Regions from separate parts of the Homo sapiens genome. Here region 2 is linked to region 1. Evidence: chromatin loops called from intact Hi-C (ENCODE). Cell type or tissue: heart left ventricle. All regions are shown on one strand. Links, peaks and the distances in the headings refer to the core of each region. The heading gives the core; the rest is flanking DNA.

Region 1 (9,989 bases), core at 1,269-9,268:
CGGCTGTCATGCACAGCCACACTCTGCCCTGGGGAACAGCTCTGCCAGCGTCGGTGGCTCTGAATGAGCACACTGTGGTTTTAGAGGAAAAGCCCCTCAACCTGCTCAGAAGCAGACTCCCGCCTGCTTCTCTGTAGAAGGACAGAATGCCCTCCTCCCAGTCCCCAGCAGTCCCTGTCCCCAGACCAAGAAGCTGGTGTCCTGCCTGGGCCTGCCTCCTCTGGCCCTCCGGCCTGCCCACACTCACCCCTTCTCCCTCCCCAGGACCATGTACTGGTCAGACTGGGGCAACCACCCCAAGATTGAGACGGCAGCGATGGATGGGACGCTTCGGGAGACACTGGTGCAGGACAACATTCAGTGGCCCACAGGTTTGTGGGGCAGGGTGCAGGAGGGACGGGCATGGAGGGGGCCCGGCTCGCAGAGCCCAGCTGCTGCTGAAGTCACACAAAAGCAAGGGATGGGATGGGGCTTGGACTGGGGCAGGGCAGATTGGCCGTGGAGGCTTTTCCCGAAAGAGGTGACTGTGAGTGGCGTATGAACAGGGTGGAGCTGTCCCGGGCATGGAGGCAGTTCTTTCCACCCCGAGCCTGGGTTGGGGAGGCCAAGCTCTCACAGTGCTCTCTCTCTCCCCAGGCCTGGCCGTGGATTATCACAATGAGCGGCTGTACTGGGCAGACGCCAAGCTTTCAGTCATCGGCAGCATCCGGCTCAATGGCACGGACCCCATTGTGGCTGCTGACAGCAAACGAGGTCAGAGCCCGGCATAAGTCGCAGTCCCCAGCCCTGTCCCCAGCCTTGCCATCCTCCCTACTGAGCCAAAGGCCTCACTTCAATGCCTCCCATCCTTTGTCACTGACCCCCAGCAATGCTGCAGCGCCTTCCAGGCCTCTCCAGCTGGCCTCCCCCTGAACCAGCCCTGCAGGCCTGAGACCCACCCTGACCCTCTGGCCTACTTGTCCATTCATTGGTTGGGTTGCACGGAGGCAGCATAGGTACATTAGGAACGTAGCAAATTGGGGGAGAAGGAATAGAAGTCAGTCATGACTGACCCCAGAAGTCTGGGGGTGATGGGACCTTTTGCCAGTAGTGGCCACAGGAGGAGGAACCGGTGTGGGGAGAGAGAATTTGGTCTGGATGTGTTGAGTTTGAGGTGTCTGGGAACCACAGGTGCCAGTGTCGTGGACAGCATGGCCAGGGCCTGAGTGCCCCTCAGGTCCCCTCTGACTCCACCTCCTCCCCCAGGCCTAAGTCACCCCTTCAGCATCGACGTCTTTGAGGATTACATCTATGGTGTCACCTACATCAATAATCGTGTCTTCAAGATCCATAAGTTTGGCCACAGCCCCTTGGTCAACCTGACAGGGGGCCTGAGCCACGCCTCTGACGTGGTCCTTTACCATCAGCACAAGCAGCCCGAAGGTGGGGGCAGAGGGGAGCCTGGGCTGGGGAAGGGAGGCCTGTGGGCATTGAGTCTCCAAGCTGTGGCCCTGGGACCTGGTGGAGAGGGGGTCACCCTGGGCTCACAGGGCTCAGAGAAGGGTCCTGCTCAGCATCCTCCCCACCCCACCCATACCTGCAGTGACCAACCCATGTGACCGCAAGAAATGCGAGTGGCTCTGCCTGCTGAGCCCCAGTGGGCCTGTCTGCACCTGTCCCAATGGGAAGCGGCTGGACAACGGCACATGCGTGCCTGTGCCCTCTCCAACGCCCCCCCCAGATGGTATGCTTATGCCCTCCCAGTCCCAGCCATGCCTCAGGACCATCTCCTTCCTGTGGCTCCTGACTTCCCCTGACCTTGTTGCCTGTCCCTCTCCTCCTATTCCCCTGGCTCTGCCCCTTGACGGGCCCTTCCTGCAGCTCCCCGGCCTGGAACCTGTAACCTGCAGTGCTTCAACGGTGGCAGCTGTTTCCTCAATGCACGGAGGCAGCCCAAGTGCCGCTGCCAACCCCGCTACACGGGTGACAAGTGTGAACTGGACCAGTGCTGGGAGCACTGTCGCAATGGGGGCACCTGTGCTGCCTCCCCCTCTGGTATGCCCCCTCATCCCGCCACGCCTGCTCCTTGCCCCTGGGCCCCAGCCCCGCCACCCACCACCCCACCTCAGGCAAATGCCCAGCCCCTGCCTCGCCTCCAGCCTCCTTTCCACAACCCAGCATCCAGTCACTCCAGTCTCTGCTTCTCGCCCAGGTCCCCCCAGCCCATTCCTCTGCTATAGGGCCAGGTGGTCTCGAGGGCCACAGTCGCGCTCACACATCCTCTCCCACCAGGCATGCCCACGTGCCGGTGCCCCACGGGCTTCACGGGCCCCAAATGCACCCAGCAGGTGTGTGCGGGCTACTGTGCCAACAACAGCACCTGCACTGTCAACCAGGGCAACCAGCCCCAGTGCCGATGCCTACCCGGCTTCCTGGGCGACCGCTGCCAGTACCGTGAGTGAGCCATCCCTGGGCCCCAGGGCATGCGGGAGGGTGACGGGGGACCCCAGAGCATGGGGTGATGTTCAACCTGTGCCTGGGACCCACAGGGGCAAGTTCAGGAAAGAAGGCCTTATGCAGCTGAGCCAGGCCCAAGCTGCTGGCGCTTCCCCACAAAGGTGCTGGCACACTTCCCCTGAGGCAGTGCACCCCCTGCACCAAGATTATGCAAACAGAAAAGCTCTGTTCAACCTATGGAGAGCCCTCATGAGGGTGGGGCTTGAGGCACTTCTCTCCCTCCCCAACCACAGGGCAGTGCTCTGGCTACTGTGAGAACTTTGGCACATGCCAGATGGCTGCTGATGGCTCCCGACAATGCCGCTGCACTGCCTACTTTGAGGGATCGAGGTGTGAGGTGAACAAGTGCAGCCGCTGTCTCGAAGGGGCCTGTGTGGTCAACAAGCAGAGTGGGGATGTCACCTGCAAGTGAGTGGGGCCCTCCTCCACAGTTCCACCCAGCTGGGCCCCTGCCCTGTCCTAGCCCTGCCCTGCCCCTCCCTTCCTCAGCATCCCAGGCACGCCTCTGCCAGCCCCAGCCCCAGCCTCTGATTCCTTCCTGCAGCTGCACGGATGGCCGGGTGGCCCCCAGCTGTCTGACCTGCGTCGGCCACTGCAGCAATGGCGGCTCCTGTACCATGAACAGCAAAATGATGCCTGAGTGCCAGTGAGTTGGGCCCGGGCTTCACCCAGGCATAGATCATCGCTCCCTTCCCCAGATTTGAGCAGGAGGACCGTCAGGCCTCAGTGCCCACCCCCCGCCCTGTTTTCCTGGCAGCAGTGGCTATGGAGGTTATACCTACTCAGCCGTGTCCCTCCTTTCTGCAGGTGCCCACCCCACATGACAGGGCCCCGGTGTGAGGAGCACGTCTTCAGCCAGCAGCAGCCAGGACGTAGGTGGCAGGGGTTGGGGCAGGCAGGGCCACCGGGACCTAGAGCAGGGGGACCGTGTGCCTCCTGCTTCCCTGAGCCTTGGTGACTCAGTGTCCCACCTCTTCCCTCCAGATATAGCCTCCATCCTAATCCCTCTGCTGTTGCTGCTGCTGCTGGTTCTGGTGGCCGGAGTGGTATTCTGGTATAAGCGGCGAGTCCAAGGGTGAGTCACAGGGATTCTGGAACATTCTGGTCATTATTTTGCCATCCTAGCCTTCCCCCCCAATAATCTCTGTCTCCTTATACTCCTGCCTTTCCCCAGGGCTAAGGGCTTCCAGCACCAACGGATGACCAACGGGGCCATGAACGTGGAGATTGGAAACCCCACCTACAAGATGTACGAAGGCGGAGAGCCTGATGATGTGGGAGGCCTACTGGACGCTGACTTTGCCCTGGACCCTGACAAGGTGGGCTGGGAGGCGGGCAGGGTCGAGTGCCAAGAGGCCGTGGGTGGCCTAACCAAAGGTGTTGGGTTAGGTGAGGGACGGAGGTGGGGGTGGGGTAACCTGGGCTACAGGCCCAGCTCCTGAGCCCTACCTGAACCCTCTGTCACCCTGCAGCCCACCAACTTCACCAACCCCGTGTATGCCACACTCTACATGGGGGGCCATGGCAGTCGCCACTCCCTGGCCAGCACGGACGAGAAGCGAGAACTCCTGGGCCGGGGCCCTGAGGACGAGATAGGGGACCCCTTGGCATAGGGCCCTGCCCCGTCGGACTGCCCCCAGAAAGCCTCCTGCCCCCTGCCAGTGAAGTCCTTCAGTGAGCCCCTCCCCAGCCAGCCCTTCCCTGGCCCCGCCGGATGTATAAATGTAAAAATGAAGGAATTACATTTTATATGTGAGCGAGCAAGCCGGCAAGCGAGCACAGTATTATTTCTCCATCCCCTCCCTGCCTGCTCCTTGGCACCCCCATGCTGCCTTCAGGGAGACAGGCAGGGAGGGCTTGGGGCTGCACCTCCTACCCTCCCACCAGAACGCACCCCACTGGGAGAGCTGGTGGTGCAGCCTTCCCCTCCCTGTATAAGACACTTTGCCAAGGCTCTCCCCTCTCGCCCCATCCCTGCTTGCCCGCTCCCACAGCTTCCTGAGGGCTAATTCTGGGAAGGGAGAGTTCTTTGCTGCCCCTGTCTGGAAGACGTGGCTCTGGGTGAGGTAGGCGGGAAAGGATGGAGTGTTTTAGTTCTTGGGGGAGGCCACCCCAAACCCCAGCCCCAACTCCAGGGGCACCTATGAGATGGCCATGCTCAACCCCCCTCCCAGACAGGCCCTCCCTGTCTCCAGGGCCCCCACCGAGGTTCCCAGGGCTGGAGACTTCCTCTGGTAAACATTCCTCCAGCCTCCCCTCCCCTGGGGACGCCAAGGAGGTGGGCCACACCCAGGAAGGGAAAGCGGGCAGCCCCGTTTTGGGGACGTGAACGTTTTAATAATTTTTGCTGAATTCCTTTACAACTAAATAACACAGATATTGTTATAAATAAAATTGTAAAAAAAAAAAAAAAAAAAAAGGCCAAAAAAAAAAAAAAGAAAGAAAAAAAGCCGCTGGTGTCTGCCTGTGTGTGAGAGACGCTGGGAGCTGGGGCTGCGCTTTCCTGCTTCGGCCACCAGAGGGAGACCTGCCCCGTGCTGGAGGCAGGCTGGCGCGTGGTTTTTAGTGCCCTTCTCCCAGGGCCCTCCCCCTCTCCATCTTACTGTGCCCGGGAAGCGGGTGGCACTGGACTTGACATGGAAGATCTGCTTCTCCTGGCTGTGTGACCTTCAGCCATGACTTCGAGTCTCCAGATTTTGTGTTCCCTCTGGGTCTAGGACACTAACTCAGATCTGTTTCTCTGCATTCACTTCTACCAGACACCACCCCCCTACCCAAAATGATCACCCACAGTGAGAAGCCCCACTATAAGAAGTGAATACACTGAGGCTGCAAAGGTTTTCTCATCCTTCAGGGTCCTCCCATGCGGTTCTCTCTGCCTGAGTCTGCTCTTGAAGCACTGACGTCTCACTTTGTGGAGACTAATGAATCAAATGCGAAGTAAAATGCTGCATTCCAGAGCCAGGTGTCTCCTGCGGTAAAGGAGAGCTGGGAAGACCAGTTTGCCAGGCCCTCTAGGCCCCCAGCAGCTCCAGCTCACCAATCATTTCAGTCATTCCAGGGGGTAACAGGAAAAAACTGTCAATCAAAAGTGTCCAGGTCCATTTCAACCCCTGCCTAGAGGGGGAAACTTCTTGCAGAAAGTTGCACAGTTTACACTGCCCAGGACTAGAGAGGGTTTGAGTCCCAGTACAGCAAATATGAGCTCAGGAAGGGTGGCTGCAAATGTCTGAAGATCCCTTACCCAACTCCCAACCAGGAAGTGCTGCCTTTCATTCCTCCTCCCTCACTGGTTCAACTCCAGGAGATTCCTCCCAGGCTTCCTTCTGCCTTGGGGAAGCTACAAGTCTAGGCACCTGTGGAAAGAGGAGCCCTCCCCTTCCCTTCTTAGCCTTCAGAAGCTCTCTCCAACCTCATCCTCCAAGCCAACTCTGAGATCCTCCCCTGCCTTCAAAAGGGCCCTGGATGGGCAACTGCGGGGAAACAGAATCCGTGGTTGCCGAGTAGGAGGTCTGTGTCCCAATCTGGCCACCAGGTGGTGTCTGTACGCCTGGAGCACCGCCTATCCTGAAGCCCCACACAGCCCCCGCCTCAGCACTCATTATGCACCTGCGGGGGACCCCAGCCCAGTCTCTCGCTTCCTTCTCTCCGGCTATTTTGCCACACCCCTCCACCCTCTGCCAGCCAGCTCCCCTCCCTGCCCCAGCGCCTGCCTGCTCCCACCACCACCAGCCCCAACCCTGCCCCTCTGCCATCGGTGCATCTGGTGCCCCCCGGGAGCCACTGATCTCTGCCTGTCACCTCAAGATCCTGGGCAGAGCGACAAGGGACCCCCGCTGCAGCTTGGAAGGCATACCCCTCCAGTCAGCATCCCCCACTCCGCCTGTCAGGACCTGCTAGGAGAAGGTCCACCAGGAGGCAGTTTCTCAAACTACCCACCCGGGAGGCAGGTGGGAAGCCCTCACCTTGGCCTGAGAGATGGGAAGAACCAGGGACAGAGGCTGAGAACCAGGGACAGAAGCTGATACCGAATGAGAGGCAGAAACCCAGAGGCGGAGAGACAGGGGGACAGAGGCAAAGACCCAGAGACAGGGCGAGTAGTGTGCATGTGTGTGTTTGCACTTGTGTTTGTGCGAGCGCGCACACATGTGTGTGTGTAACTGGAGAGAGAACAGGTGGCCTGAGACTGTAGCTAAAGGAGGAGAGATGCAGTGGGTTCGGCCCCCAGAAGACCAGGACCCTGGTAATGGGCTTCTGTCCTGGACAGCCTACGCCTAGGTGTGCCCACTGTTCCCACCTACTACTGAAGCAGCCCCCGTGCCTGGAACGTGGGCTCAGGGTTCTGGCTCAAGGCCTTTTGGCCTTGAGCCTGAACATTTCTGCCCCTTCCTGCCTCTCTCCTCTCCACCCCCACCCCGGCACCCAGGTTCCTGCCTCCTGGCTTCTGCCTGTCTCCCTGGGTGTCTCTGAATCTGCCTCGTCCTCTCAGCACCGGTCCTTTTCCTGACTCGTGTGTGTGGCTGTCACGTCCCATATCTATCTGTCCATTTCTTTGTATGTGCCCCCACTTGTCTTCTGGGCTGCCAGTGACAGCATACACCTGTGTATGTCTCAGTGTGTGTGTCCACCTCTGTGGGTGTTTGCTCTCTGCCAAGACAAAGAGAGGGTGAGCGCACTGAGCAACTGTCTGGGTGTGCTCGTCTGGGTGCAGGTGTGCTCACCTCTGTTGCTGTGCTCCTCTGTGTGTTGGGGTGCCGCTAGGTGTGCGCCTGTCTCTGTATTTCGCTCTGTGTGCCCTGTCCCCGTGAAGGCATCTGCGTGCATCCCTGGGGTGGGCTCTCAAGGGATGTGTCTGTCTCTCAGTCTCTTTGCTTGTCCCTATCTCTGTCTAGGTGTTGGTCATACCACAACCTCAGCCACAGCCTCAGTGCATAGCAACAGCTGACAGCTGAAACCACCCGGGCAGGAGAGAGAGAGGCAGTGGGGAGGAGGGAACCGAGGAAGAAACAGAGAAGAGGATGGGGGCAGAGAGCTGGGGCTGGGGACAGAGACAAGGACAGAGATAGGGAATGGGGACAAGGATCTAGAAGAGCTGGTGGTGAAAGATGGGACGGCGGGAGGGGAGGAACAGAGACTGCACCAAGAGGCCAGGCAGGCGGCGCTGAGAGGGATTTCCTGCCCAGCCCCCATGCAGAGGCGCACTGGGCCTCGTGGGGGTCAGTGGTGGGGGCCAGGGGCAAAGGTGAACAGCCGGTCTAGCCGAGGGGTCCTGAGACCGCAGAGGTGCGGTGAGGCGGGGACGGGGCGGAGGGCGCCGTTTGTCAGCCCTATTGACAGACGTGATGGGGTTTCCGTCCGTGATCAATGATTCTCATCTCCGGGCCGAATGAGCCGCGGGGCGCCCATCCATCCCCGTCAGCATCGCGCGGCGGCAGCCGCCCGAGGCCCCGCCCGTCCCCACCTCGGCCCCTGCCCTGCGCCTGCCCCGACACACCTTGGCCCTGAACAGGGCAGAGGCCCGGGGCTTGGAGAGCGTCGTCCGGCTGGGCTCCGCGGCGCCCCCACTCCAGGTGCACGGGCCCGGAGCCCAGAGCCCCACGCCCTGCCCCGTTCCTCCTGGGCGCACAGACGCGGCCTCTCGGGGGACCAGTGCCTGAGCCCCTCGACCCCCTCCGCTTCGCACCTGGGCCAGGGGCGTGTCCGGGGCGTGCCGGTGTGAAAGTCACCTTCGGTGCCCCCAGCTGGGCGGGAGGGGGCGCGCGGGGCGCGGCCGGGATTGGAGCGCCGCGGAGCCCCGCCCCCCGCCCGCGGAGTCAGACCCAACTTTCTCCCCCGCCCGCGCCCCGCCCCCAGCGCCGGCTCCGCGCCTCGCGCCCAGTCCGCGGGCCGCGCCGCCGCTCCCGCCGCTCCCGCCGCTCCCGCCGCTCCCGCAGCCGCCCCGCCGCCCGCCCGGAGCCCCGCGTCCCTAGGCCTGGCTCCCGCCTGCCCGAGACCCGCCCAGCCTGCCCCGCTCAGCCGCCAGAGAAGATGCGGCTGCTCCCGGAATGGTTCCTCTTGCTCTTTGGCCCGTGGCTCCTTAGGAAGGTAAGAGTGGCAGGGCTGGGGCGCTAGCGCGGGCGCGGGGTTCCGGGACGCGAAGGTCCCAGTGTGCGAGGGGCTCCGTGCGCCCGCCCCGCCCCCAGCTCCGAGCGTCCCAACTTTGCGCGGCGCGGGGGAAGCGGACAGACAGACTGCCCGATTCAGGACGGGCACTCTCCTAGCGCAAGTTGGCTGAGGCTTGGAGAGGGTGCCGGGCGGAGGTCCCCCTTGCAGCCGACTTCAGGCGCGGCGGGGGAGGGGACGAAGCCCGACCCGCGAGTGCGCCAGACAGAGCGGGAGTGCGAGACAGACAGACAAGCCAGCAGGGTGTCAGCCTTGCCGTCTTTCCGCGCCAGTCTCGCTCGCCTGCCTCACTGTCTGTCTGTCCTTCCACCCCTCCACCCCCGCCTTCCCATTTCTCTTCTCTGCACTTGTCACCATGCCAGGTGGGCTCTGTGTCGGGAGCATCCATGGCCCGAGCACACACGCACACACGGACTCAGGCAGACACGGCTGAACTTGGCTACAGCCAGCCTCCCATCACATTTCCCACGGAGACACCATCTCCCCTGCACGACCTCACAGACACACCCCCCTCTCGTGCCCCACTGAAGGGGGAGGCTGTCTGGAAGGGGAGTCTCTCCTCCCATGCCCTCCCTGCCTCCAACCCCACTCCAAGGCCTCTTTCCCTGAGGCTCTCGGGCGAAGAGCCAGAGGCTAAGGGAGCTCAGACTTGATCTGCCTCCTTCCTGACTTGGAGGCTTCAACCTGCGAACATGCTGTGCTCATATGTGCTGGGTGGAGGGCGTGGGTCACCGTGTGCACCTGTGTGCATGTGTCCAGGGAAGCCAGGCTTGGTCCAGTACTGGGGCCGAGGGTACATGTGTATACTGGTGTGGTGTGTGGTGTTGGCTTTGCATGAGTGAGTGTCAGTGCCTGCCTCACAGTGCAGCCATCTGCCTATGCCCCTGGTGTGTGCCCGCAATGGGGGCCCAGGCCCCAGTCCCCCATTTTCCTTCTACCAGCCTCCCCTGCCTATGGCTTCCCTGTTTTCTGACCCCCAACTGTGACCTACCTAGTTTGGGGGCAGGCAGGTCATTCCCCAAACCCTCATTCTCTGTACCCTCAGCCCCTGTAGAGTCTAGAAGGGGTGTATTTCTTCCCCCAACACTTGGACCTCTGCCTGCTCAGCCAAATCACATTTGGCAAACCCCAGCAGGGCAGGGGCTGCCCCAGTGAAGCTAGCATTAGAGCTCCCTGGCCCTCCCAGCCCCACCTGGTGACCTTGAGGGGCTGCACGGTAGGCAGAGGAGCCCCTCCATGAAAACTGCTTCCACTAGCAGGAGCTTCTTAGGGACTTGCTGCCCAACTCTGTCCTTAGTGAACTGGAGGAGTGGGGGGGGTCTGTGCCCTAC
Region 2 (9,989 bases), core at 1,239-9,238, 63 kb after region 1:
TGGAGGATAAGACTGACTGGCCAGGCTGTAATTGCCTTCTCTCTCAGCTCTCTTTCCTAAGCAGCAAGGGTGATGGTGTTCCATCTCTCACTCATATGGTGATAGGTTAGAGTTTGTTAGCTTCCTTTTCCCTTCTGCTCCCTGGACAGTAATACACACACACACACACACACACACGCACACACAACTAGCAGAAACCAAAAGACAATGCTTTTCTGTAGTTTCATTCCATTTTCAAGGATCTGATCTTCAAGTTAGCTGTTTTGCTACTTATTGGGCAGGAATAGATGACAAGTGAACTGGACTGCAGATTATTTTGAACTCGATATTCCAGGACAATCAACATGGAAATAAGAGGTAGGAGGAGGGAGAGGATTCTAGAGAAAAAGTAGATGTTAAGACAGAGCAAAACAATTCAGGGCTCCTACAACTATGATGGAAGTTATCAACTATGAGGCAAATCAGATCTTCAAAGGATTTGTAGAGTACAAACGATTTAAACAGCATGTGCTACGCAATGGATGAGGATTTTTAAAATATAAACTGACATGGTAAAACAGGGGAACAGTTTAAGTTTTTGCCAGTGATACCAGAGAAGTCTGCAACTGCATTTTTTTTTTTTTTTGAGACGGAGTCTTGCTCTGTTGTCCAGGCTGGAGTGCAGTGGTGGTGCGATCTCGGCTCACTGCAACCTCAGCCTCTCAGGTTCAAGCGATTCTCCTGCCTCAGCCTCTCAAGTAGCTAGGACTACAGGTGTGTGCCACCACGCCCGGCCTGTGTTTTTATTTTTAAAGGAAATTATAGAGAACCATTCTGTATAGAAGAAACTAGGTTCCTCAGACATGCCTAGGGAGCAAATTAGATTTAGGATGTACATCGTAGAGATGAGGAGCCTAGGTTATACCAACATCCAATTTCATTCTCTGTCCTGAAACTTGGGGGAACACAGTGTTCCTCTGTCTTACATTTAAGCATCTTTTGATGTGCTGTGATGAGGCCATTAGCATGGAGTATAGTTCAGCCTGTGCTGGTCCCTCAAGAAGAAATAGCTTTCAATATGCCCTCCAAAAGCACAACATGCTTACAAGGCCATCACAGACTGACCCAGACATACCTACAGATACAGGCCACACATGAACAAGACAAAAAGGGGGAATGGAGTTTATACCATGTTGTACTGCTGGGGCGGAGAGACTGGCAGAAGGACTTGGGGACAGGAGCTTGGAGAGAACTGAACAGGCTGCGGAGAGGGCTGCAGAGCCGGGACTGGCTGTGGGCCAGCAGAGAGGCATGTGGAAAAGGGAAGAGAAAAGAGAGGTGGGAAGCGGGGGGTGGGGTGGGGGGGGGGTGCGGGCAGAGATGGGGAGGGAAAGGGAAGGAACAATAAGGTTAATAATCATAGAAGAAATTTCACATGAGTAGCACGACTGCTGAGCAGGTAGGTGACCAAGCCCGGGACAGCTTGAAGATTTAACATCTCTTTGACAAACAGGCAATCTCTCTTATCAGGGGAGACCTGCTGCACTCCCTTCCCCATTAGCCATTCAGAACTCTGCAGCTGTTGTGAGCAATCTGAGGACTCTCAGGGTCAGGGTCTGCTGTCTGATTCCAAATACAGCTTTTCCCAAAGCAGTTTTTCTGAACACACAATTCCTGGGGAGCATGATCATAACCCTCCTTGACTGCCCACTTGAGAAGAGATTCCTGTCTGCACTGCTGCACTGCTTCTGCAGGAAGGGTCATCCAAGGTCTGGCTCAGCTGCTCCTGATTTCACACCACAGCTCTCCTAGAGGAAATACTCATTCACAAGGATCATCTCCCTCCCAAGGGCAGAGAAGGAAAAAACACCCAAGATCATGCCTGCTTCTGGCTACTTCCTTCCACTCCATGATTGCTCCTCCAGGCTGTGACAGCAATATGAAAAATCCACCTCCACCCCCCAAGCAAACAGGAAGGATTTAGGAATAAAATATAAATAGCTTAGCTTTAGTTTTTGTCCCTTCAGTCCCCCTTCACTAGCCTCAAGCAGGAGGATTTGTTTACTAGGAACATAGAGTGTTCTAAATCAACTAGTGGGTAGTTATTATTTTTTCCTTCCCTTCTTCCCCTCCAGGCATTTTGATCACCTCATCAGTTCTCCAGTCATAGTCCCTGGTGGTAGGAGAGATGAGAGAAGGAGAGAGGCAAGGAAGGGGGGAAAATAACATTGGTATATATTATCTTATTACATACATTGTCTCATTACAGCCTCACACAAGAATCCTATAGGGAGATATAACTTGTATTTGCAAATAAAAAAGGCTCAGATAAATTAAATCACTCATCTAGGCTTACACAGTTAATATGGCAGAGCTGAGGTTGAAATCCAGTTCTGCCTGGCATAGGTTCTCTCCACCCCACTCTAGTAGTGGAGAGGAGGTGAAGGAAGAAGTCAAGGAGAATTATCCAAGCACCTGCCACAGGCTCCTCCCTCCACATTTAGAGCATTAAGATGTGTGGGGCCATGGTATCAATATCCTCTCCTGCCACACATCTCCAGAGTTTCTTTCACAGAAGGGACTAACAGTTCAGGAGGCAGAGTACAGGAATTAGAAGACTCTCCAAAGAGGAGAATACTCTGGAGGTCTCAATAATTAGGTAAAATTATTGAGAATCCACTGTGTGACCTGGAAGAGTTGCTGCTGTAGCCTTGAAAATAAACTCTTAGCTCTACTGGCACACCTATTTTCTGTCAGACAATGGCATTCCAAATATAACTGATGGACAAGATGTTCAGTATTAGCTGCTTATACTGGTGGCTTTCATACACATTTTCTATTATCCCAATTCTCTTCATTCTTTTGGAGGAGAGTCTATCTTGGTTCAGGCATATATATTCTGGGGAAAAAAGGACAGTAAAGTGGTTAAAAAAAAATGGCTGCCTGCAGTGGCTCACACCTGTAATCCCAACACTTTGGGAGGCTGAGGTGGGCAGACCACCTGAGTCGAGACCAGCCTGCCCAACACGGTGAAACCCCATTTCTACTAAAAATACAAAAATTAGCTGCGCATGGTGGCACATGCCTGTAGTCCCAGCTACTCAGGAGGCTGAGGCAGGAGAATCGCTTGAACCTGGGAGGCAGAGGTTGCAGTGAGCCGAGATCGCACCACCACTGCACTCCAGCCTGGGCAACAGAGCAAGACTCCGTCTCAAACAAAACAAAACAAAACAAAACAAAACTGTGCCTGTTTTCCCCACACTTGTAAGTTCTGACTAAAGAGTAAAGTGAGAAGAAGTGATGCTCCTCTTAGGCCTCCCCTAACTGGGGAAGGGCAGTGATACGGGCAGGGATAGCAGTGCTATTTTTTTAGTTACTCCACAGCTATCCTCAGCCATAGTTCTCTTCTTGAAGGGTGTAAAACTACAAAGCCAGGGAAGCTCTGAAAAACCATGAGGAAATTTATTTAAACAAAACTTAGGAATATACCTAACCAAGGAGTTGAAAGACCTCTACATGGAAAACTACAAAACACTGCTGAAAGAAATCATAGATGATACAAACAGATGGAAACACATCTCATGCTCATGGATGGGTAGAATCAATATTGTAAAAATGACCATACTGCCAAAAGCAATCTACAAATTCAATGCAATCCCCATCAAAATACCACCATCATTCTTCGCAGAATTACAAAAAAAAAATTCTAAAATTCATATGGAACAAAAAAAGAGCCCCCATAGCCAAAGCAAGACTAAGCAAAAAGAACAAATCTGGAGGCAACATACTACCTGATTTCAAAGTATACTATAAGGTTATAGTGACCAACACAGCATGGTACTGGTATAAAAATAGGCACATAGACCAATGGAACAGAATACAGAACCCAGAAATAAACCCAAATACTTACAGCCAACTGATCTTTGACAAAGCAAACAAAAACATAAAGTGGGGAAAGGACACCCTTTTCAACAAATGGTGCTGGGATAATTGGCTAGCCACATGTAGGAGAATGAAACTGGATCTTCATCTCTCACCTTATACAAAAATCAACTCAAGATGGATTAAGGACTTAAATCTAAGACCTGAAATTAAAAATTCTAGAAGATAATATATTGGAAAAACCCTTCTAGATGTTGGCTTAGGCAACGATTTCATGACCAAGAACCCAAAACCAAATGCAATAAAAACAAAGATAAATAGTTGGGACTTAATTAAACTAAAAAACGTTTGCATGGAAAAAAAAAAAAAAAAACAGCAGAGGAAACAGACAAACCACAAAGTGGGAGAAAATCTTCACAATCTGTACATCTGACAAAAGACTAATATCCAGAATCTACGACGAACTCAAATAAATCAGTAAGAAAAAAACAATCCCATCAAAAAGTGGGCTAAGGACATGAATAGACAATTCTCAAAAGAAGATATACAAATGGCCAACAAATATATGAAAAAATGCTCAACATCACTAATGATCAGGGAAATCCATATCAAAACCACAATGTGATACCACCTTACTCCTGCAAGAATGGTCATAATCAAAAAATCAAAAAACAGCAGATGTTGGCATGGATGCAGTGTCAGGGAACACTTCTACACTGCTGGTGGGAATGTAAAGTAGTACAGCCACTATGGAAAACAATGTGGAGATTCCTTAAAGAACTAAAAGTAGGGCCGGGCGCAGTGGCTCATGCCTGTAATCCCAGCACTTTGGGAGGCCAAGGCGGGCGGATCATGAGGTCAGAAGATCGAGACCATCCTGGCTAACATGGTGAAACCCCGTCTCTACTAAAAATACAAAAAATTAGCTGGGCGTGGTGGCGGTTGCCTGTAGTCCTAGCTACTCGGGAGGCTGAGGCACGAGAATGGCATGAACCCGGAGCTTGCAGTGAGTCAAGATCGTGCCACTGCACTCCAGCCTGGGCGACAGAGTGAGACTCCATCTAAAAAAAAAAAAAAAAAAAGAACTAAAAGTAGAACTACCATTTGATTCAGGAATCCCACAACTGGGTATCTACCCAGAGGAAAAAAAGTCATTATACAAAAAAGATACTTGCATGTGCATGTTTATAGCAGCACGATTCACAATTGCAAAATCATGGAACCAACCCAAATGCCCATCAATCAATGAGTGGGTAAAGAAACTGTGGTATATACACACAATGGAATACTATGCAGCCATAAAAAGGAATGAATTAACAGCATTTGCAGTGACCTGGATGAGATTGGAGACTATTATTCTAAGTGAAGTAACTCAGGAATGGAAAACCAAACATCGCATGTTCTCACTGATATGTGGGAGCTAAGCTATGAGGACGCAAAGGCATAAGAATGATAAAATGGGCCGGGCACAGCGGCTCACGCCTGTAATCCCAGCACTTTGGGAGGCCAAGGTGGGCGGATCATGAGGTCAGGAGTTTGAGACCAGCCTGACCTACATGGTGAAACCCCCATTTCTACTAAAAATACAAAAATTAGCTGGGCGTGGTGGTGCGTGCCTGTAATCCCAGCTACTCAGGAGGCTGAGGCAGGAGAACCGCTTGAACCCAGGAGGTGGAAGTTGCAGTGAGCCGAGAGTGCATCACTGCACTCCAACCTGGGTGACAGAGCGAGACTCCATCTCAAAAGAAAAAAAAAAAGAATGATAAAATGGACTTTGGAGACTTGAGGGGAAGAGTGGGAAGGGGGCAAGGGATAAAAGACTACAAATATGGTGCAGTGTATACTGCTCGGGAGATGGGTGCACCACAATCTCACAAATCACCTCTAAAGAGCTCACTCATGTAACCAAGTACTGCCTGTACTCCAATAACTTATGGAAAAATAAATAATGAACAAAAAAAAAAAAAAAAAAGACTGCCCTGAGGGATGTGGCTGCCACCTACTGGCAAATTCTGGGCTTGTTCACTGGCTCTTGATGACAAAAGGGGGCCCCGAGAACTCCTTTTCAAGAAGTCTACTTCATTTTAAGTAAATTGGGCAAAAGGGAGATCCTGGCCCTTTAATCCTCAGCCTCACCCCTGGTTTCACGAGCTTCACCGACACACAATTTGAAGGCCTGCTTGGACAGAGGAGCCCTGCCAGGAAGGGAAAGATCATAGTTTAGTCAGTACTGTTCCCAGACCTGGGGCAAGTGCCTTGTGTGACAGAGTTAAAGGTAACAACCCTTCCTCAAAGATTTTTTTTTTTTTTTTAGACAGAGTCTTGCTGTGTTGCCCAGGCTGGAGTGCAGTGGTGCAATCTCAGCTCACTGCAACCTCCACCTCCCAGGTTCAAGCAATTCTCATGCTTAGGAGGCTGATGACTCCCAAGAAGCTGGGATTACAGATGTGCACCACCACACCCAGCTAATTTCTGTATTTTTAGTAGAGACGTTGTTTCACCAGGTTGGCCAGGCTGGTCTCAAACTTCTGGCTTCAAGTAATCTGCCCTCCTCGGCCTCCCAAAGTGCTGGGATTACAGGCGTGAGCTACCGCACCCAGTCTCAAAGTTTTTCTTCTACAGGAAAAGCTTTAGAGTAAGCACAGTGGTGTTTGTGTGTGCACATGATCACTTCTTTAATCCTAGCACTGTTATGTACCATTAGAAACTGAACAATAATTATTCTCAGGCTCAGCAACTTTGGTCTAGGGAGCCCCCAGTGCTGAAGGCCAATCAGGGAAAAAGAAAGCAAAAGAAAGAAAGAAAATGGCAGTAGGAAGAGGAATAAAAAAATAAAGAGGAAGGGTGAAAAAGTGGAGAGGGAGAAAAAAGGAGATACATACAGTGAGATGGTGGGATAATTTTTAGCAGCTTCCATAAATGCTTCCAGGGCATCAAAACCTGGATAAATTCTTTCATTTGGAGTTAGTGATCACAATTAATCTCAAGAATGAATTTCTAAGAGAACAGGAATTGCTGCACCAAGTAGTGTTCCTTTACCCCCGAGCTATAGCACCTAACCTGGCACCACACTCCCCATAGGAGATAAGCCAATGCCAACGATCGACCAATTGACCCTCACAATCCAGTAGCAGGGACAGAACCTGAGTAGAAGATTGGGGTTTAGGGCCAGTCACTTGGACATTCTGTATAAATTTCAGTCCCAAATGGTTCTTTTATCTCTTTATTCCTCTCCCACTCTTGCCGTCTCGTCTGTTTCTAGGTATGAGATTATAGGTGGAAGATGCAGGCAGATGGGAGACTAAGAGGGAGAAAAGGGAGCAAGACTATTAAAATACACATTTTAGGGAAAAAAAAACCTAGAAAATATTAGGACCTTGGAAAAGCAAGTCATACACATAAAAAACACGGTAGCAGATGACAGAAGGAGAAGCATAGTTTACCCACTTACAGGTTTGAATTAAGACACAGACAGAGAAAAGTACACATACAAGGACACTATGCTTCAGTAGGGAGCAAGGTAAACTGAAGTGAACGAGACTTACTGGGGTAGATGGTGGTAGAACAAGAAAGTTAGGACTATAGAAAGAACTGACTTAGACTAAGATAGAGGACTGCAATGACTTGCATGCAAATTACATTTAGACACAAAGTAGGATTTCCTAGATCTTCACTGTTCTTTGTTTCAGCTTCATTTCACAATATTTGAGATAGGGCAATACTGGGCCATTCTGGGGTCTTTGCACTCTAGTTTCTAGTTCATGGGGTATTAGTGTTTGGGACTTGCTTCTTACACCTAGGGAAGAAATATATCTAAGGCCAAGCTGGACTAATAAGCAGAGGGATGAGGGAGCCTGGGAGGTAACATGAGAATGTAAACTACAGCAGAAAAGACTGCAGACACATGGGCTTTCCAGCTACCAGAGAATACTTCAGGATAAAGTATGGGGCTCTCCTCAAAAAGAGCTCTATTCGTGTGAGAAGGGAGTAAGTGAAGATCTCAGCACAGCTCTGCTCGGAGTATTAAGGTGACTTTTTTTTTTTTTTTTTTTTTTGAGACAGGGTCTTACTCTGTCGCCCAGGCTAGAGAGCAGTGGCGCGATCTCGGCTCGCCGCAACCTCCGCCTCATGGGTTCAAGCGATTCTCCTGCCTCAGCCTCCCTAGTAGCTGGGATTACAGGCACCCGCCACCATACGTGGCTAATTTTTGTATTTTTAGTAGGGACCGGGTTTCACCATGTTGGGCAGGCTGGTCTTGAACTCCTGACCTCAGGTGATTCACCCGCCTCAGCCTCCCAAAGTGCTGGGATTACAGGCTTGAGCAACCATGCCTGGCCTTAAGGTGACTTTTAAACATAGTCACCTTAATGACAATGGCCAGGCATGGTGGCTCATGCCTGTAATCTCAGCACTTTAGGAGGCCAAGGAGGGAGGATCACTTGAGCCCACAAGTTTGAGACCAGCCTAGGCAACATAAGCAAGACCCTATCTCAAAATAATAATAATAACAATACATTTTTTAAAAATTAAAAGAAAGAAATAAAACAGAATACTGAAGTTCTGGTTTAGAACAGGACTGATTCTTAGGCTAATGACCTTCCTGGTCTCCACAGATGCAAAACTTCACTTAAACTCTAGTTGGTACCAACATTTACCAGTCCAGCAACAGAAGGAGAAGGATACAGCCCTTTTGAGTCATGGAAAACAAAGACACATTTGGAGTCTTTGTGTTTCGTGGCATATGTATGGAAGGGGTCTTGAGTGTTATTTCTTTTTTCCGCAAACCCCAACACATAAATAGGTGTTTATGGGTCCACATAGTTGGTCAGATGATGGTGGAAGTTATAATCTTTTCAAGTTCCAATATATAGATGTAATGGAAAAAAATGCCTTGTTAATTACACATGGACATAGAGGGAGATGGGGTACAGTAGAAATGTGGTATGAAATAAAAGATTCTACTGACAATGTTCAGGAAGCAGAGGAAGAAATATAAAGCAAAAAACCCCCAAGCTGACTCAGTAGTTATTTGGCAAAACCTTTGCTCAAGGTTCTTCTTTCCCTACAACTAACAAATGAGAAATGGGGGAGAGAGTGGCATGTCTCCAAAAACTGATCCTTCCTGCCACCCACAGCACAAGAGACATGACGGTACATCTAAAGTTTGCTTGAATCAGAGTGGAGAGGACTCTGACACTGAGTGGTGACTCACCTGTGAGATCATGTGATTATTCAAGGGTGGCTGTTGCTGAGGCGTGGGTGGGAGAGCAGGAAGTTGCTGCTGCTGCTGCTGCTGTTGCTGCTGGGCAGTACAAGGGAGAAGCCCCCGGACAGACTGGGATGAGGTGACCTGGTTGCACACTTCTGGGGCACCTAGTGCCATACCTAAGGCAAAGAAGAAACCCACAAAAAGTTGTAAGCATAAGCCACGAACACATTATCCCTGGAAGCTTAGTCAGAGGGCTCTACTTTTTCTTTGCCTTTCCTCTTTATTCCCTTTTGTCCCCTCCCCCACTGTCTTTTGAAGATTCACAGATGAGCACAGATGCATTTCAGCTGCCTTGCTGATGCCAGTCCTCCTCTTTGCAGGCTTCTGCTCCCTAGGGACAGGAACCACCTTGACTGTCAAGTTTGGTTATGAAATTGAACAAAATGTGAGGCTGCTGAAGCACCTCCCCTGAAGTGTCTGGAATCTGTCCATCAAACTTAGATAGCTGAAAATATAAATGCTTACTTCCTGGGAAGGCACAGATTTTTGGTCTCTTAAGAGATCCGTCCTTTTGCTAGAGAGAGAGAGATCTGTCTTCTCTTTGCTTTCTTCTCAATTTGCAACATCTCTTATAAAAGTTGCTGAGGGCCGGGCGCAGTGGCTCATGCCTGTAATCCCAGCACTTTGCGAGGCTGAGGCGGGTGGATCACCTGAGGTCAGGAGTTTGAGACCAGCCTGGCCAACCAACATAGTGAAACTCCGTCTCTACTGAAAATATAAAAATTATCCGAGCTTGAGGGTGGGCGCCTGTAATCCCAGCTACCTGGGAGGCTGAGACAGGAGAATCGCTTGAACCCAGGAGGCAGAGGTTGCAGTGAGCTGAGATCGCGCCATGACACTCCAGCCTGGGCGACAAGAG

What was found. A loop is a pair of places that touch in the nucleus more often than their neighbours do. Peaks named below come from ENCODE experiments on the same cell type or tissue, not always from the same donor. Only the 100,000 strongest peaks of a DNase experiment are listed, where the experiment ranks them.
Region 2: a loop joins it to region 1, with 15 times the contacts of the local background. A loop is called at or near these places in 10 of 110 quality-filtered maps.

The regions. Positions count from the first base shown.
Region 1 is chr12:57,208,447-57,218,435 of GRCh38, forward strand. It overlaps LRP1 (LDL receptor related protein 1), which reads left to right. Exons shown (of 89, transcript NM_002332.3): 78 at 265-371; 79 at 637-753; 80 at 1,246-1,422; 81 at 1,583-1,723; 82 at 1,861-2,034; 83 at 2,272-2,433; 84 at 2,730-2,904; 85 at 3,041-3,142; 86 at 3,304-3,368; 87 at 3,481-3,571; 88 at 3,671-3,815; 89 at 3,969-4,915. The coding sequence ends at 4,109. It overlaps NXPH4 (neurexophilin 4), which reads left to right and starts at 8,348. Exons shown (of 2, transcript NM_007224.4): 1 at 8,348-8,580. The coding sequence starts at 8,524. RefSeq lists silencers at 4,943-4,992, 7,911-8,370 and enhancers at 6,226-6,748, 7,746-8,245, 8,393-9,001, 9,002-9,608. In heart left ventricle, for the core only: CTCF peaks have their summits at 5,017 (motif pointing right) and 6,032 (motif pointing right); DNase peaks (open chromatin) are centred at 4,120, 5,015, 6,043, 8,278 and 1 weaker place; H3K4me3 peaks cover 1,919 bases; H3K27ac peaks cover 580 bases; H3K27me3 peaks cover 2,750 bases.
Region 2 is chr12:57,271,285-57,281,273 of GRCh38, forward strand. It overlaps R3HDM2 (R3H domain containing 2), which reads right to left. Exons shown (of 24, transcript NM_001394031.1): 14 at 9,074-9,246. Among named protein-coding and RNA genes, the nearest start is that of STAC3, 25 kb to the left of the region's middle. RefSeq lists an enhancer at 8,496-9,695. In heart left ventricle, for the core only: a CTCF peak has its summit at 5,864 (motif pointing left); no DNase peak of the experiment used is centred there; H3K27ac peaks cover 1,168 bases.